2 separate regions of the Homo sapiens genome follow, and region 1 is linked to region 2. Evidence: chromatin contacts called from ENCODE Hi-C or POLR2A ChIA-PET data. All regions are on one chromosome and are shown on one strand. The core of a region is the stretch at or near the end of the contact, and the rest is flanking DNA. Distances in the headings are between cores, read along the strand shown.

Evidence for each region. Hi-C counts contacts between places; a loop is a spot of excess contacts on that map. ChIA-PET counts read pairs that join two places held with the same protein, here RNA polymerase II (POLR2A). Pooled maps may share reads with other maps.
Region 1: a map of GM12878 shows a loop between it and region 2 (2.0-fold over the local background). The contact joins the promoter of TP63 here to the enhancer-like site in region 2. A Hi-C loop is called at or near these places in 2 of 168 maps with a recorded cell type or tissue (GM12878 and endothelial cell of umbilical vein), 14 of 37 single-sample maps with no recorded cell type and 8 of 50 pooled maps. POLR2A ChIA-PET finds 5 or more read pairs at or near these places in 4 of 52 experiments (MCF 10A, OCI-LY7, SK-N-SH and 1 more).

Annotation. Positions count from the first base shown.
Region 1 is chr3:189,629,105-189,634,844 of GRCh38, forward strand. It overlaps TP63 (tumor protein p63), which reads left to right and starts at 2,285. Exons shown (of 14, transcript NM_003722.5): 1 at 2,285-2,473. The coding sequence starts at 2,412. RefSeq lists a promoter at 1,600-2,409 and a cis regulatory region at 1,802-1,812.
Region 2 is chr3:189,584,580-189,590,309 of GRCh38, forward strand. No RefSeq gene overlaps it. Among named protein-coding and RNA genes, the nearest start is that of TP63, 44 kb to the right of the region's middle. RefSeq lists an enhancer at 2,369-2,508. Within about 2 kb of position 3,997, at least 5 of the 41 ENCODE cell types and tissues checked have a DNase peak (open chromatin) inside an H3K27ac peak, as active enhancers do; they include GM12878, where a contact is called at or near this core.

The sequences.
Region 1 (5,740 bases), core at 1,035-3,534, 43 kb after region 2:
TGGTGGCTCATGCCTGTAATCCCAACACTTTGGGAAGCCGGGTCGGGAGGATAGCTTGAGTCCAGCAGTTTGAGACCAGTCAGGGCAACACAGCAAGACCCCATATCTAAAAAAACAAAACAAAACAAAATTACCTGGGTATGGTTGTGCTCACCTGTAGTCCAAGCTACACAGGAAGCTGAGGCAGAAGGATCACTTGAGCCCAGGAGGTTGAGGCTGCAGTGATCCATGAACGCGCTGCTACACTCAGTCTGGGTGACAGTGCAAGAAGCTGTCTCAAAAATAATAAATAAATAAAAATAACTTTTAAAAAACAAAAATTAATTAAATTTTAAAGACACAACACACTAGAGATGTTTGCAAATTGATTATTTGGGAGTCTATATCCCTGGAAGTTAATTTAAAATATTTAGAAGAGTTCTTCCTCATTTCCTAGAGACGTCGAATTGTAAATATCAGAGCTAGAAGGAACACTAGGGCTCGCCACTCCAAAGTGTGGTCCAAGGACCAGCAGCATCAAGTAACCTGGGAACGTGTTAGAAATGCAGAGTCTTAGGCCTCACCCCAGACCTACTGAACCAGAATCTGCATTAACAAGATTTCTAGGTGCCTCACGGGCACATTAAAACTTGAGAAGCTCTGCACTAGAAATCTTCACTCCACCTTTCATTATAAATGGAATCACTTGGCTGTGGTCACAGGAAATTGATTATTTTTAATTTCAGAACCTTCTATTTAGGTCATCTATATTTGCTAATAGCAGGGAAGAAAGCCAAACTCTTTAACTGCAATTAACAAATCTATAATTAATTAGTTAAGCAATCTTCCCTTTAAGTTTTACATTTTGTGGAGCAAGCTGTTTGATTTGGCTGGGGCTCAGGCTGGCCTGTTTGTGAATTTCACAATTCACAGATGTTAGCCGCTCTCGGGCTAAGTAAAGGAAGAGAATGTCAAGTTTTAAATAGCTTCTCCCTTCCATCCTGGCTGAAGCAACAAATAAAATATTTTTATGAAACACATTTTGAGTTAGATTTACTTACAGGGAAATGTCAAATTTCTCTGAAAGGGCTTTAGATTGTCTCACAACTTTGACATCTACTGATGTCACCTATTTACAGGTGTGTCCTGTGACTAGGGGGTGAAGGGAAGATGTGAACTCACCATGTTAGTGACCGTTAGATACACAGAGTGGTTTTTTTTCCCCCTGTTGGAGTCTATCCTAACTGAGCTTCTGAATCATATTTCATTCAATTTCCAAATCCACAAAACCAGGATAAGTTTACAGCCCATATTCAGAAAGGAAATAAATTATTTTGTGTGTAGACTTTCCTGATATTACACTGATTTGGGAATATATGAACAATTTTATGGTTTCCTTTCGAAGTAGGTCAAGTCAAAGCAAAACCAAAAACAGCAAAAACTGTAAGACATAAAGAATAGAGTGGAGCCGACTGAGAGATTAAAATAAACTAGAATATTTTTATTAACAGGCAATTTGAAATAATTTGTGCACTTCAGAATATTCTACAATAATATATTATTTCCAATTTTAATATCTTTAAGAAAATTACTATATTATATGTAAGTACATGTGCATGTGTTTGAGGTAGGATATTTAACTCAATAAAGGTTATTTTCTTTTATTCGGGTCAGGCAAAGCTTCTAAGGGGATGTGAAAGGGATATCTCTTTCTCTTAGCTGAGAGGAAGAGTGAGTTCTAAGTTAAATATAATCAAGGAATTTCCCTGTCTTTGCTATTTGAGATTGTGACCACAACAGGCGGTTGGCTGAAAGGGAAACTGAAGGGCGGGGAGGGAGGGAAATAGATGAAAAAACAAAACAAAACAAAACTTCCCTAAGCAGCTCTACAAAACATTTTAGCCCCAGAAATAGTCACAGAAATCCTCAAATCAAACCAGTATCCAGATACAAGGAAGTGTTATGTAGCTGGAGCAGGGTGGACACTCATCAGCTCAGTTCAGTTACAAAAGTCCAGGCTGCTGAAATTAAACTCTGATGCCATTCATGCCAGCATCCAATCACGACAGAGATCAGAAGTTCAGAGATGCCTCCAGCTCCAAATTGCCAACAACAAGTGTGGCTACTATACGTCAAGGACTCTGAAGCCGTGAGAGAGGGGGAAGAACAACAGTAGAGAGGATGCCCAGCTGGTAAGAATCGAGTGTTTATGAAGTTTTAGTCAATTGATGAATCTCATTGGCTAAAATCAAGAAACGCTCCGCCTCTTTGCAAATATGTATGAAGGAGAGAAGTGCCTAAACTTCTATGTCTGATAGCATTTGACCCTATTGCTTTTAGCCTCCCGGCTTTATATCTATATATACACAGGTATATGTGTATATTTTATATAATTGTTCTCCGTTCGTTGATATCAAAGACAGTTGAAGGAAATGAATTTTGAAACTTCACGGTGTGCCACCCTACAGTACTGCCCTGACCCTTACATCCAGCGGTGAGTTTGAATGTGACATAACTTCTCTCAAAACTTAATTGAAGTGCCTTGTGTATTATGAATGTGTCAGCTGTGTACAAAGAACAATTCCTCCTTGTTTAGTCAGCACAGTGATATTATTTTGGACTTTCTGTGGACTTAAAGTGGTCTGTGGACATATTTTCTGAATGTCTTTTTTGGTTGATATTTGGATCTACAAAGTGAAAAAATTTGAAGCGAATCTTCCCATTTAAAAAAAATTATCACGCCATTTAAGAATGTTTAAAATATATTATTTGCCTTGTTCAGCACCTACTCACTCAATAAGAAATTTCACTGGGCAGGGATATAATAATGTATGGATAATCTTCAAGTCAAAATAAACACCAAATAATTTTGATTTATACATTAAGAAATAGATAACTAGCCATTGTTGTACCAAACAGATTGTGGCTTGTCATTGCATTTTATAAGGAATATTTTTTGGTATGTTTGATAATGAAAATCTTTTGACAAATCTGACTTTTAAAGCTTGTGATTGTAGTAAATTTTATTTAGAAACATTTGCCTAGTACTAAGAGAGAATATTAGTGAGGGTGCACAATTGTGTATGTGCTTCAAATTAGACTTTGCTATTTTTAAACTGGTAAATGAAATCTGAACAGTGTTTTTCCAGTCATAAAGTTATGGGAGATATTCAAGTCATATGTAGCAATGTGATGTTAGTTTAACAGCATGAGATTTCGTACTTTATTTTATAAGACTAATGAGAGAGGTCCTTTGCGTGTTGAAAATGGTGAGGTTACAAAGGGTTAACTTGCCATTTACCACCTGTGTCTGTTGGAGCTTGATACTAGAAGCAGATTCTGCTCTCTCTGGGCAGGACTCACTTACTGTAGACTAGTAGAGTGTGAAAGATTTGTGATCTTCCTTTAACGTGATTTGCTACAACGTAGAACACTAATGTGAGCTATGTAGATTGTTTCTCTTCCTGTGAGGTTTCTGGTGGGTTGTGCGAAAAGGCAGAAGAGAAAGAGCAAGGCAGAAAGATAAATAGAATAAAGGAGATAAAAAGAAAAGGGTGAAAAAAGAGAGAGGGGAAGCAAGTTTGGGGTCTCCAAGGTTTCAGTGGAATTTGTTGGTGGTGGCTTGATTCGTGTCTTGCTGTTTACCACAAACAACAATATTAGCACAAATAAATGGCTCTAGGATTTATGTTCTTGTATAATGTGAAAATTAGATCTAGCTGCAGTTGAGGATTGGGTTGATTAAAAAGAAAAACACCAAAGATTTTCTGGTTCTCAAAATTGTTTCTAATCTCAAAATTATCTATTCCATTAAACATCTTTGGAAATAATAGTTCTAAGAAGATAATTGTGATGAAATAGTAACTGTGTAATGCTACTCTTGAGGGCATCTCTCCTAAACTAGGTACTTGGAACCAGGGAAGCTTTAGAAGAAACTTCCTTCTATTGACTAATAACCCACACTTCAATCCTGCATACATACCTCTCTAGAAGCATTTCTAATGATAAGAGAGGCCTATAAATATAAAGAAATAGAGAAACTACTTTTTATATTACCTTGACGATCTATTAGTTCATGAAGCAAATGTCATCTCAGTTTTTGACATACTGTAATATTCTAAGCAATCATAGTATTTTTGGTTTTTTTTTAACCTTTATTTTAAGTTCAGGGGTACAAGTGCAAGTTTGTTATACAGGTAAACTTGTGTCATGGGGGTTTGTTGTACAGATTATTTCATCACTCAGGTACTAAGCCTAGTACCCATTAGTTATTTTTCCTGATCCTATCCCTCCTCCCACCTTCCACCCTCTGAAAGGCCCCAGCGTGTGTTGTTCCCCTCTATGTGTCCATGCGTTGTCATCATTTAACTCCCACTTAACACGTGAGAACATACAGTATTTGGTTTTCTGCTCCTGTGTTAGTTTGCTAAGGATAATGGCCTCCGGCTCCATCCAAGTCCCTGCAAAGGACATGATCTCATTCTTTTTTATGGCTACATAGTATTTTTAAGTAGTTTTAAATTTTCCTAGAATGCCCTGGGCTTTAATCATGGTGCCTGATACTTTTGGGGAAGGCAGGGGAGGGCATGTTGAGAAGCTGTGAGACTATGGTTCAGAATGGCCAGGGAGCAATTATTTGCCTAATAAATAATTTTAGGCAAGAATATGTACTTCTCATTTGTAATGCAAGCTTAACCAGCAAAAACATTAAGGTGATGAAACATAGCTCTTACTCAGCATCTGCTCTGCGGAAGACATTGCAAATACAAAAACCAATTAGATGTGACTGTTACATTCATTTATTTAATGTTGCAGTACTTACATATTTAATCTAAAATATATTTTCCTCAAGTATTTTAACTGTTTGTCATGTGTTTTAAGGACTGAATTATTACTATTTTCCAACCTTTATTACTTAGTGAATAAACAAGTGAATAAATGAAATATCACTGAAGGAATTAGTATGATAATGTATATGGTCAAAGCAAGGATCAAACAATATGTTCTTTGATACCTCATGAGTAAATGGGTTTGAGCTGGTTTTTGTAAGCAGACAACCGTTGTAGTTCTCGGTTTACAAAAAGCTATTTTAAGAAAGACCAAATTTAATCATTCCATAATCATAGTCATCTACATAGTTAAATTTGTCTTTACTGACCTTGTGTTTAGAAAGAAGTCATGAAAGATAATTTTTTAAAGAAAGAACAGGATATCTTGATATTTTTAACTCCAAGCTACCTTAATTTATGAATTCCCTTACAGAATAGAAAAAAAAATGACAGATGTTATCTTTTATTACTAAATGTTAATGCCATTCCAAAAAAGTGTTTAAATACATGTTTCAAAGGATGATGGTAATCATTCTCTAAGTTAAAATTGGGACTTCATCCTCTGTTTTTTTTCCTTTCCACTTAAACATATTACCATATTGAGCATTTAGTTGTGCCCTGATGTTAATGCTAATTTACTTTAGTCTTTGCAAAAACTTTTCTGAAAACCAAAAAGGCAGTTAACACCTTAGAGCTTATTAAGTTCCCCTTTTGATAATATTAACAATACAAAGAGGAAAAAAGTTGGATAAAATCACATTACCATTTGAATACTAACTTAATTTTTAAAATATTGAACTATAGATGAAATTATAAAAGTTCAATAAATAAGTCAGTGGGTTCGTTACCATTAATTTATGAATAGAAACTTGTACACAATAAATTCTGTTTGTTGTTTATTTTGTATTAGGTGAATATTGGAAATGAATCTA
Region 2 (5,730 bases), core at 2,747-5,246:
ATGTAACAAACCTGCACGTTGTGCACATGTACCCTAGAACTTAAAGTATAATTAAAAAAAAAAAAAAAAGCCAGCAGTCTGTTCTTATGTCATGAATTCAGCCTGAGTGAAGAAACCAGCCCTACCTGAAATGGTTGTCTTCATACAATGCACCCTTAGTGGTGAGTTATCTGTTGAACATAATCCCCAGCCATGCCCTAGGGAATGGAGAGCTGGTGCCAAATTCTCCCTTCAGAAGCACGTGTGTGACTCTGAACTGCATATTAGGGTGAGTTGTGGATAGTTGGGTGTGTAGAGAAGGAAGGTAGGTGAAATCTGTCAGCAACCATTGCATCAGAAGTTTTATGGGTTTTCCTATACTCAGACTTCCCATATTTGGGATTGCTGAATTGCTTCAGCTTATTTCAATGATCAGGCTAGATCTGTGGGTCTCAGCCAAAAGCATAGGGGACATCATCACTGCAGTGCCAGGAGAAACAGACTTTAATGAACTTCAGGGACAACCCCACGAGGAAGCATGACTCTTCCTCAAAAGGCCTTAGGGTGTTTGCAAAATCCAAAAATAAGGGGGCGGACAATGAGCTGTGGATCATTCTAAAGACAAGCAAGGGCAAAGTTGAAAAAAATGTTAAAATTCCCTTGCAAGAGAGTTTAACACCCCAGACACAGGCTGCGACAATGAGCAAGGAAGATGGTTATTCCTGTGGGATAAGGCTATACATTTTAGTGTTCCAGAGCAGCTCTAGAAGGAAGAGTTCCCACAGGTGAGGGAAGACCAGGTGAAACTGTTCCTGTAAGGACAAGGCAGACCTAGCTGCTCTTTGCCCTCTCTGATCTAGAGTGAAATCTCACCTCCTCTTCCCCAGACTCACACTGAAAGGAAGCGTTAAGACTTTCCCAAGGGCAGAAACCAAGAAGGATCCACTTAAACAACAACATAGAACACAAAAATCTTGAGTTTCAAAATAAAGACAGAGCAATTTTGAGTCTTAGTTTCTCTCCAGCTAGTGAAGTGACTTTGGGCAAGTCACTGAATCCTTAGTCTCCATTTTCTCAGCTGTAAGAGAGAGTAATATCTTCCACAAGATGTTGTTGTGAGGATCAAATTAGATCAGATATGTAAACACACACTCTTTAAAGTGTTCCTAATGAAAAAAAAATGCTCTTTCCTTCTTACTTAGCCAATCTTTTTTCCTATTTTAGTGTTTATAAATACTGAATGAGGACTGGATCAAGGGAAGAAAGGCAGTAGCGACAACCAAGTCACAAAAATCGAGAGCTTCCCCTAAGAAGTGTTTGAATTGCCTTTCCTTTGGGGCAAAGGAAAGAATGGATAAAATTATTAACTCATGAAACTCCCTCTGTACCAGGCATTTAGCATACATTATCTCATTTGATCTTCCCTCAAACCCCTTTTAATTGGCATACATACCCATTATTATTTTACAAATGAGGAAACTGAGGCTCAAAGAAGGTAAGTCATTTTCTCAGGATCACACAGTTAGCAAGTGGAGAAGTTATGATTCCTAACCAACCCCAAGCATGTTTCAATATGCTGTCACAAGCAACTCAGAGTTCCTTTGAGATGACAAGGCAAACTTATAATGCGATGTTCCAAGATATTGCCAAGGAGTGGAAAGTGGGGTCCAATTTGGGATCATATGGTAGTTTTATTTTTAATGTTTTTGAGGAACCTCCATACTGCTTTCCATAGTGGCTGTACTAATTTATATTCCCACCAACAGTGTATTCCTTAATTAATTTATTTTAATTATTTATGCTTCCGGGTAATATTTTAAGTTTGAAAATCAATGATCTAAGTACATATCCCTGCCTTTTGTAGAAGAAAAGCCAAGCCCAGGGAGGAAAAGAAATTGCTTAAAGTTACAAAACTGTTTAGCCTAGAGCACAAACTAAAAGTTGTGTCTCTAGTCTAGGGTCATTCTCCTAGTTAGATGAGACTTGTCTTAAGACTACAGCAAATCCAAGTCTCAAGGTGTTATCTTGTTCTGAAGTAAAGTTTTATATTTTAAGGACCTACTGAGCCGGAATGTTAATCAGATGCCTAAATTTCCCCTAAAGCAGGATCCGTAGCAATGGACCTAGCCTCAATTTCTCTACTATTTGAGCTGACCTATCGTATTGTTAGATAGTTCTGTTTAGAAAGCGCTTCCTTATATTGAACCTTATTTTGCCTTCCTGAAATTTTCTCCCCCTTTATTACCTCTAATTCGTCCTTTCCAGAAGAATCATTCAAGTTTTTCCATGAGCTCTTTCTGATCCAAGATGAATATTTACAAAAGCCTTCATTCCTCTTTGTAAAGGTATAGTTTTGTTACTTCTCCAACCTAGTCAAATTACTCCAAAAATGTTCCAGGATGTTTGCTTTTCTTGAAAGCCATGGCAGCTAGAACTGTACCCTTGGTATGGTTTCTTGGTTTGGAACACGATACTCCTCTGTTTGGAAACACCCTGTCATGAACGTAGCCTACATTTGTACTATTCATTTCAAATAGCCACACTACTTGACGACGACAACAACAACAACAAAAGTCCTATGTCTTTAACTTGTGCCTCTGCTAATCACATCACCCTTACTTTGTGCTTTTTCACTTCTATGTATGGTCCTAATGCAGAGCAGTTTAGTTTTCCCTTTTCAGTTTTGCAATATTTGATGTGGTTCGCTTTCCAATCTAGAAAATGATCCTTTGCACCCTCAGTGTGTCATCCTCTGTGTCAACCTCTGTGTATCTCTGAGATTATTTTTAGTAACTTTACCAATTTATCTCTCTCTTCTCTTTCTAGTCATTAGTAAGCAGCAAAACTTTCATTTTAGATAATTAGCAACACAGGGAGAGGAGATAGGCATAAAATAGTGGATGTGAAATTGAGCTTTCCTCCTGCCAAAATAGAGCTCTCACCAACTGCTTTTTTGTTCTTGCTGCTTTGATGAATCGACTGATTCATTAACTTATTTAAGATATGAGGAATTGAACCTTTCACTTTTTTCCTGCTACCTAATTTTCACTTCATCTGCATTAATAATAATAACTGCGTTGTGACCACCTGGAAATAATTGTACATCCAAATAATTGTCATCTCCTCTCTAGCCAATTTTGTAATTCAAGTTCCTTCTCTGGGAGAATTCAAGGAACTTCATTTCAGAGACTGTGCTGTCTTTAAATATTTTAAGGAATATCAAGGGTAAGAGGAATTAACATGAGGCCCCAAGAGGGAGAATTAAACATTTCATTGGGTAGAAATTGTAGTGAGTCATATTTTACTTTAATGTAGAGAGAAGAACTCTGTTAGAATCAATGCCATTTGGAAATAGAACTGGCCATCTTGTGAGGAAATGAGTTCCCTATCAAAGACAATGTTCAGGCAAAAGTTAGATATTACTTCAAGGGGCTGTGGAAGACTGCATCAGACAGAACATTTGATAACCTTTCTTATAAGATCCTCATCAGTCTGAGATTTCAGTACTCTGTAAAGACAGAACAACTGGAGAGGGTAAGAGAGAATACCTTTAAATATTTTAGCACCAGGGAAACATGCCTTTCTACCTTTTTAAGTTTCTTATATTTGTGGTAGTAAAATTCTAAGCTCAGAGTCTGTGCCTGATAAATTCTCTCTGAAGAGTTACAGGCAAAATGCCCAGTTTTGCCTTACAAGCCATGTAAATCCAGTAATAGGAAATTATGTACATTGAATTCCCCTTCCACCTTCCAAATGCCTAGGGCTGGTAAAAGGGCAGTAGAAACTAAGTGGGAGGAAGCTGGGTTTTACAACTTAAGATACGTTAGGTTGGTTGGTTGGATTTTTAGTAGTTTGAAGCTACTAATTTTTTTTCACACTCAGTATGTGTCCAGAGTTAACAAGAGAGATATTCTTATCACTGAAACTCAAGAAAAAAGGCTGATGAAGGCTGCATTTGGATACATGATTCCATGATTGCAGAAGAAAAAAGAACACTGTGAATCACGTCCTGACTCTTGAAACTTCTATCCAGATTCTGGGAAGATAGTAGTGGTGTCATGCCACTTGGTTTTGTAATTCTCTGCCTTTTTCCCTAAGGGGTTATTACTAAGCACCCTAGTGATAATTCCTTTTATATTTCAAGAGAAATATTTTCAAAAAAATTTCTTCTGTGACTCAGCATGATAAAACAACATCAGCCGGCACTATGCATTTTCAGTTCTCCCGAATCTTGGAATTGAGAGAGAAACAGCTAATTCTCTCCATAGGTTTTCGGTTATGAATTCTGTATCCAAGAAAGCTAGATCTGGAAAGATCCTTAGAGATCATCGATCCTCTCATTTTGTAAATGTGGAAACAAGGTCAGCAAAAAGGACTGGCAGTTCAATAGCATGTGGTGATTCAGCAATACAGCCTTCAATGACATAGATCATACAATGCTCTTTTTCAGTGATCTTTCTAAACCATGTGTTATCCCTTCCCAGAACTATTGGCAGGTGTGGTTTTATAATGTGCACTGCCTGGTATATAAATATGTATTACCTCAGAATTAGCTGAAATCAATCAGGCAAGTCACCAGTATGAAAAGCTATCCACAAGACCTCTTTTTATTTTGATAGGGTGGGGATTAGAAGCTAAAGAACAGAAGGACATCAGACACTTGAGTGGAAGGAGATATAGCCATTAATGTTGAAAAGAGATCAGAAAAAAGAAAGCCAAGAGGAGAGAACAAGTTGAACAGGAATATAGTATCAGTTCTATTGATTGTGGGTGCCAGTGGCAGCTATGCACAATGGTATCTGCCAAGTGCAGACATGCGGCTTCACTGGAATACTGACACAGAGCAGAGTGACACATGGTAGCATGCTTTGCAAGTTTATGAGTTATTGTCAATGCTTCCAACTTGATTATAAGGGACCTTTGTTCCAAAGGTTGTGTTAATTGAGGTATCACTGTAATGTTACACATGGCTTATATAAGATGTTGATAAAATTAGAAAGTAGGGTACTGAGATGTCTGGTTCCTCACCCACCTAGCCCTCCAAATCCCGCAGGTGGGCTCATTGAACTCTCTCTGGAGGTGAACACTATCGTAAAGTCTGCATCCAAAATCCATTCACTTTTTCATTTATTCATACATTCGTTTTCATTCAACAAACACAAGGATACCTGTGTTAGCAAGCCAGTTGCATCCACTAACACATAAAAGTCTTACAACAGCATGCAATAAGTTTGACCAGACCTCTTATATATGATCTTTTTATTAGCAATATTGAGGCCAGTCTATCAACAAACATGTTTCTAGATTTATCAGGTTAGTGTTTTTATATATATATATGTATCTAAAACACATTTCCATGATGCCTAAATGCCTTCATATATTGTTGTTAAAATTAAATGCATAACAAAATAAATATGCATTTCAAATGATTATATTTTATTGATTTTGCAAAGCTATAAGAATGAAAATACGACTCAAGGAAAACATAGCAGAGAGGAAAGTAACATCAGCAATATGGTGGTATAAGAGTCTCCAGCATATATCCTTTCAAAGAAAAATGAATTTAAAAACCATCCAGTCATAAAAATAACTTCACAACAGATAAGGACTCCAGATGAGAGATTGCGGTGCCTAGGTGGAGCACAGAAATGATAAAAGATACATTGAAGAGGTTATAAAGGACAGTTTCACACTACCCATGTCAGCCTCCTGCAAGCTCCTGGAGTGCACTGTGGAGAGAGATACCTTCAA